Regions from separate parts of the Homo sapiens genome. Here region 1 is linked to region 2. Evidence: read pairs that join two places in POLR2A ChIA-PET (ENCODE). Cell type or tissue: A673. All regions are shown on one strand. Each heading gives the region's core, and the rest is flanking DNA. Links, peaks and the distances in the headings are about the cores only. Region 1 holds the start of ATP5F1B (ATP synthase F1 subunit beta). Region 2 has its middle 13 kb from the start of PTGES3.

Evidence for each region. ChIA-PET counts read pairs that join two places held together with the same protein. Peaks named below come from ENCODE experiments on the same cell type or tissue, not always from the same donor. Only the 100,000 strongest peaks of a DNase experiment are listed, where the experiment ranks them.
Region 1: POLR2A ChIA-PET joins it to region 2 with 7 read pairs; 31 of 35 experiments call an interaction of 5 or more read pairs at or near these places.

What each region holds. Positions count from the first base shown.
Region 1 is chr12:56,644,730-56,647,618 of GRCh38, reverse strand. ATP5F1B (ATP synthase F1 subunit beta) reads left to right here and starts at 1,635. Exons shown (of 10, transcript NM_001686.4): 1 at 1,635-1,782; 2 at 2,266-2,448; 3 at 2,664-2,838. The coding sequence starts at 1,656. SNORD59A (small nucleolar RNA, C/D box 59A) reads left to right here and starts at 2,518; the gene lies at 2,518-2,592. RefSeq lists enhancers at 1,118-1,826, 1,548-1,877, 1,827-2,537. In A673, for the core only: no CTCF peak of the experiment used is centred there; a DNase peak (open chromatin) is centred at 1,488; H3K4me3 peaks cover 1,379 bases; H3K27ac peaks cover 2,097 bases.
Region 2 is chr12:56,699,489-56,702,396 of GRCh38, reverse strand. No RefSeq gene overlaps it. Among named protein-coding and RNA genes, the nearest start is that of PTGES3, 13 kb to the right of the region's middle. RefSeq lists silencers at 1,480-1,539, 1,488-1,642. In A673, for the core only: no CTCF peak of the experiment used is centred there; a DNase peak (open chromatin) is centred at 1,426; H3K4me3 peaks cover 619 bases; H3K27ac peaks cover 993 bases.

The sequences.
Region 1 (2,889 bases), core at 390-2,889, 55 kb after region 2:
AAGTGTTGGGATTACTGGGCTGGCCGTGCCCAGCCCAGCCCTTTTTACTTATTTTATTATTTATTTATTTATTTATTTTTTATTATTATTTTTGAGACGGAGTCTCGCTCTGTCACCAGGCTGGAGTGCAGTGGCACGATCTCAGCTCATTGAAACCTCCGCCTTCCAGGTTCACGCCATTCTCCTGCCTCAGCCTCCTGAGTAGCTGGGACTACAGGCGCCCGCCACCACGCCCAGCTAATTTTTGTATTTTTAGTAGAGACGGGGTTTCACCATGTTGGCCAGGATGGTCTAGATCGCTTGACCTCATGATCTGCCCACCTCGGCCTCCCAGAGTGCTGGGATTACAGGCGTGAGCCACCGTGCCCAGCCTATTTTATTTTATATATTTATTTTATTTTTTTAGAGAGTCTCACTCTGTCGCCCAAGCTGGAGTGCAGTGGCGCTATCTCGGCTCACTGCAAGCTCCGCCTCTCGGATTTACGCCATTCTCCTGCCTCAGCCTCCCAAGTAGCTGGGACTACAGGCGCCCGCCACCACGCCCGGCTAATTTTTTGTATTGTTAGTAGAGACCGGGTTTCACTGTGTTAGTCAGGATGGTCTCGATCTCCTGACCTCGTGATCCGCCCGCCTTGGCCTCCCATAGTGCTGGGATTACAGGCGTGAGCCACCGCGCCCAGCTAATTTTTGTATTTTTAGTAGAGACGGGGTTTCACCATGTTAGCTAGGCTGGTCTCGAACTCCTGACCTCAGGTGATCCACCTGCCTCGGCCTCCGAAAGTACTGGGATTACAGGCGTGAGCCACCGCTCCCAGCCTACCCTAAGAATTTCTATTCACATTTCATAGCTGAGGTCTCTCAGCTTCCTTCAAGGTGGACAATTCTGTATCTCTAGGTGACCCAATTTTATCCCCTCGTCTTTCGTGCACCCAGTTTATGCTAACCAGGAACCATCACATTATTGCATTGTTTGTTCACCTGGACCTTAAAAGGAAGGTTCTTAGTCTTATTTATCTTATTATTGAGTCTCCTCAATGCCCTGCTAAAGTACTGGTTACATTAGTTTATTTCATTTTAATAGGTTTAAATGATAAAGATCCTGTCTAGGTTGCTAATCTGTGCAATCGCCTGGGAGCTTGCAATCTCACTACTTCGAGAGAAAAACCTTATTTTGGCTCTAAAGAGGGCTCCTGACTTCGCCACGCTCACCTTCAGTGGTGCTTCACCGCACTACCACTTCCCTAACCACCGCCCCTATGGCTGTCACCTAGATCAAGGACCTATCTAAGGAGAAAGCCCAAGGACAGGCAAAGACAGGCCACGCACTTTCAACAGGAACTCGGCCCCTTTCCTAAACGTAGTTCCTCTGATTACCCTGTCCAACGGACGTCGCTATGATCCAATTAAGTTTTGAGGCTCAGAGTGACGCCCTCTAACCTCACACTGTCCAATAAAAAAAGGAGTTTCAGATTAGCACCAGTTTTGACCAATGGATGAGAAGATCAGCGTGTATTAACCTGTAGAAGCAGCACAGAGAATGATGAGCAGCCAGTTCACCCAATGGACCTGCCTACTGCAGCGTAGGCCTCGCCTCAACGGCAGGAGAGCAGGCGGCTGCGGTTGCTGCAGCCTTCAGTCTCCACCCGGACTACGCCATGTTGGGGTTTGTGGGTCGGGTGGCCGCTGCTCCGGCCTCCGGGGCCTTGCGGAGACTCACCCCTTCAGCGTCGCTGCCCCCAGCTCAGCTCTTACTGCGGGCCGCTCCGACGGCGGTCCATCCTGGTAAGTGCTTTTCTCTAGGAGCTAACGTTCCATTTTGCCGCCCCATGACCTTGAGCCGGGGAACGATGGTAGCTCGGGCCTAAGGGATCCGTGGTGTTAAAAGGATGCCTGGAGCCGCGTCTTGCTCTCTAATGGCTGGAGAACAAGAATGGGACACCCATAGGAGGTTTCTTCGACCCAGCTCTGTCCCATTTTGTATAAAGTCCTTTGTGTGACGGAAAAGGTGCGGGCAGGTGCGTTGACCTTCCGGTTGAATAGGGGTACTGAACTCTCGAAAAATGGGGTCTTGTGCATGCGGATGGGAAGGCTGTGCAGGCGCTTTATCGATCGCTGCGCGGCCTTCCCTCTTGGACACGCGTTCCGTACAAGCGGAAAGAGGCCTGACTTCGGCTGAGTTTTCCTCTCCTTGTGTGTTAAGTCCTGGCTTCCGATGACCTTTAACTGGCCTGACCCCAGCTCCTTCCAATATCTTTTGTCTGTTAGTCAGGGACTATGCGGCGCAAACATCTCCTTCGCCAAAAGCAGGCGCCGCCACCGGGCGCATCGTGGCGGTCATTGGCGCAGTGGTGGACGTCCAGTTTGATGAGGGACTACCACCAATTCTAAATGCCCTGGAAGTGCAAGGCAGGGAGACCAGACTGGTTTTGGAGGTGGCCCAGCATTTGGGTAAGTAGAGTTTGTTAGGAATAGTAAAGACCTTGTGTAGCCCAAATATCCCCAAAACCAAGCTGTCTGCCTTCTATGATGATTTTATCAAAATGACTTTCGTTCTTCTGAGTTTGCTGAAGCCACATTTAGGTACTGAGAAGGAGTCTTGGTCGATTTAGGTCTTGATACCAATTTATCCTTATGTATAACCCTGCGATGCCTGTATCTAACAGGTGAGAGCACAGTAAGGACTATTGCTATGGATGGTACAGAAGGCTTGGTTAGAGGCCAGAAAGTACTGGATTCTGGTGCACCAATCAAAATTCCTGTTGGTCCTGAGACTTTGGGCAGAATCATGAATGTCATTGGAGAACCTATTGATGAAAGAGGTCCCATCAAAACCAAACAGTAAGTTGCTCTTATTGCATCTATGCACAAAGGAACTTCTGTTATTTGCAG
Region 2 (2,908 bases), core at 294-2,793:
GAGACGGAGTTTCGCTCTTGTTGCCCAGGCTGGCGTGCGGTAGTGTGATCTCTGTTCACTGCAACCTCCGCCTCCCAGATTCAAGCGATTCTTCTGTCTCAGCCTCCCAAGTAGCTGGGATTACAGACATGCACTACCACACCCAGCTAATTTTTATTTTATTTTTTTGTATTTTTTTGTATTTTTAGTAGAGACGGGGTTTCATCATGTTGGCCAGGCTGGTCTCGAACTCCTGACCTCAGGTGATCCACCTGACTCGGCCTCCCAAAGTGCTGGGATTACAAGCATGAGCCATAGTGCCCAGCCAAGATCTCTGTTTTAATGTTAATGCTGGTCAGTTGTGCCAGAACTCCAAAGGGAAGAGAGTATAATGAGGCATATTCAATGCCTCCCATTCCCCACATTGCCTGAACTACTTTTTCAGGAGTTTGGGGGTCCTCTTGGCCAAATGGGGATCCATTCAGTCAGTTGGGGGGCTTAAAATTTTATATTTTTATTTATTTATTTATTTATTTAGACAGAGTTTCGCTCTTGTTGCCAAGCCTGGAGTTCAATGGCCCAATCTCGGCTCACCACAACCTCTGCCTCTCGGGTTCAAGTGATTCTCTTGTCTCAGCCTCCGGAGTAGCTGGGACTACAGGCGCACGCCACCACACCAGGCTAATTTTTGTATTTTTAGTAAAGACGGGGTTTCACCATGTTGGCCAGGATGGTCTCGATCTCCTGACCTCGTGATCCACCCGCCTCGGCCTGGGATGACAGGCGTGAGCCACCGTGCCCGGTCTAAAATTTTATTTTCTACAGTTCTAACACCCAGAAGTGAGATTGCTGGATTTTTGATTTCTGAATTAAGCACAGAGTTTCCTGACCTGTGTCCCAAGAATTGCCTTTACAGTCCCACTGATTTGTTGATCTAGTTCTTAGAAATCTTAATTAAGACCCGGTGCGATGGCTCATGCCTACAATCCCAGTACTTTGGGATGCCAAGGAGGGTGGATCACCTGAGGTCAGGGGTTCGAGACCAGCCTGCCCAACATGGTGAAACCCCTGTCTCTACTAAAAATACAAATATTAGCTGGGTGTGGTGGCGGGCACCTGTAATCCCAGCTACTTGGGAGGCTGAGGCTGGAAGGCTGAGGCTGGAGAATCGCTTGAACCCAGGAGGCGGAGGTTGCAGTGACCGGAGACCACGAATTACACTCCAGCTTGGGTGACGAGTGAAACTCCGTCTCAAAAAAAAAAAAAAGAAATATTCATTAAATTAGATCTTTCTCTGCCTTTTCATTTGGTATAAATCTGGCTTAATGAAGCAGACACTGCCTACATGCATTTAATGACTCTAAGAAAGCAGCAACTCCCAAAGGACACAAATTAAGGATGAAAGTTTCTAACTGCTCTTGGCCAACTGTATGATGGAGAGTTGTGTCAGGAAGTGAAGAAATTTCCTCTTTTGTTATTTAAAAGGGAGACTAAGAGACTGTGGTTAGCAATTCATAATAGCCTGTGTCTCCAGCCCATGAGAGTCACTTGGGGCCGGCGCGGTGGCTCATGCCTGTAATAGCAGCACTTTTGGAGGCTGAGGCGGGCGGATCACTTGAGGTCAGGAGCTTGAGACCAGCCTGGCCAATATGGTGAATCCTTGTCTCTACTAAAAAAACAAAAATTAGCCGAGCCTGGTGTCAGGCACCTGTAATCTCAGCTACTCTGAAGGCTGAGGCAAGAGAATCGCTTGAAGCCGGGAGGCAGAGGTTGCAGCAAGCCGAGATCGCGTCATTGCACACCCGCCTGGGCGACAAAGCAAAACTCCCTCTCAAAAAAAAAAAAAAAAACAAAAGGCGGGGGGCAGTGGCTCACGCCTGTAATCCCAGCACTTTGGGAGGCCGAGGCAGGCGGATCACGAGGTCAGGAGATCCAGACCATCCTGGCTAACACAGTGAAACCCCGTCTCTACTAAAAATACAAAAAATTAGCCGGGCGTGGTGGCAGGTGCCTGTAGTCCCAGCTACTCAGGAGGCTGAGGCAGGAGAATGGCGTGAACCCGGGAGGCGGAGCTTGCAGTGAGCCAAGATGGCGCCACTGCACTCCAGCCTGGGCAATACAGCGAGACTCCATCTCAAAAAAAAAAAAAAAAAAAAGAATAATTTTTGACCTTGATTTACCAAGCGTGGTGGTGCGCCCCTGTAATCCCAGCTACTCCGGAGGCTGAGGCAGGAGAATCACTTGAACCCGGGAGGCGGAGGTTGCAGTGAGCCGAGATCGGCCATTGAACTCCAGCCTGGGCAACAAGAGCGAAACTCCTTTTCAAAAAAAAAATTAGCCAGGTGTGATGGCGCCCGCCTGTAGTCCCACCTACTTGGGAGGCTGGGGCGGGAGGATCACTCAAGCCCAGAGGTCAAGGCTATGGTGAGCAGAAATCGTGCCACTGCACTCCAGCCCAGGTGACAGAGTGAAACCCTGTCTCAAAAAGATAAAATAAATAAGGCCGGGTGCCGTGGCTCACCTCTGTAATCCCAGCACTTTGGGAGGCCGAGGCAGGTGGATCACCTTAGGCCAGGAGTTCGAGACCAACTTGGCCAAGATGATGAAACCCTGTCTCTACTAAAAATACAAAAATTAGCCAGGTGTGGCGGTGCGCACCTGTACTCACAGCTACTTGGGAGGTTCAGGCAGGAGAATCGCTTGAACCCATGAGGTGGAGGTTGCAGTGAGCCAAGATGGCACCACTGCACTCCATCCTGGGTGACAGAGTGAGACCCTGTCTCAAAAAATAAATAACAAAGAAACAGAAGACAGCCTTTTTAAGAAAAAGGAATGGCTGGTCAACTATGTCAAAAACTTCTGTCAGAGGCCTTTGAAACAGAGCAACTCCATCTTGAATAGGAGCAGGGTAAAATGAGGCTTAGACCTC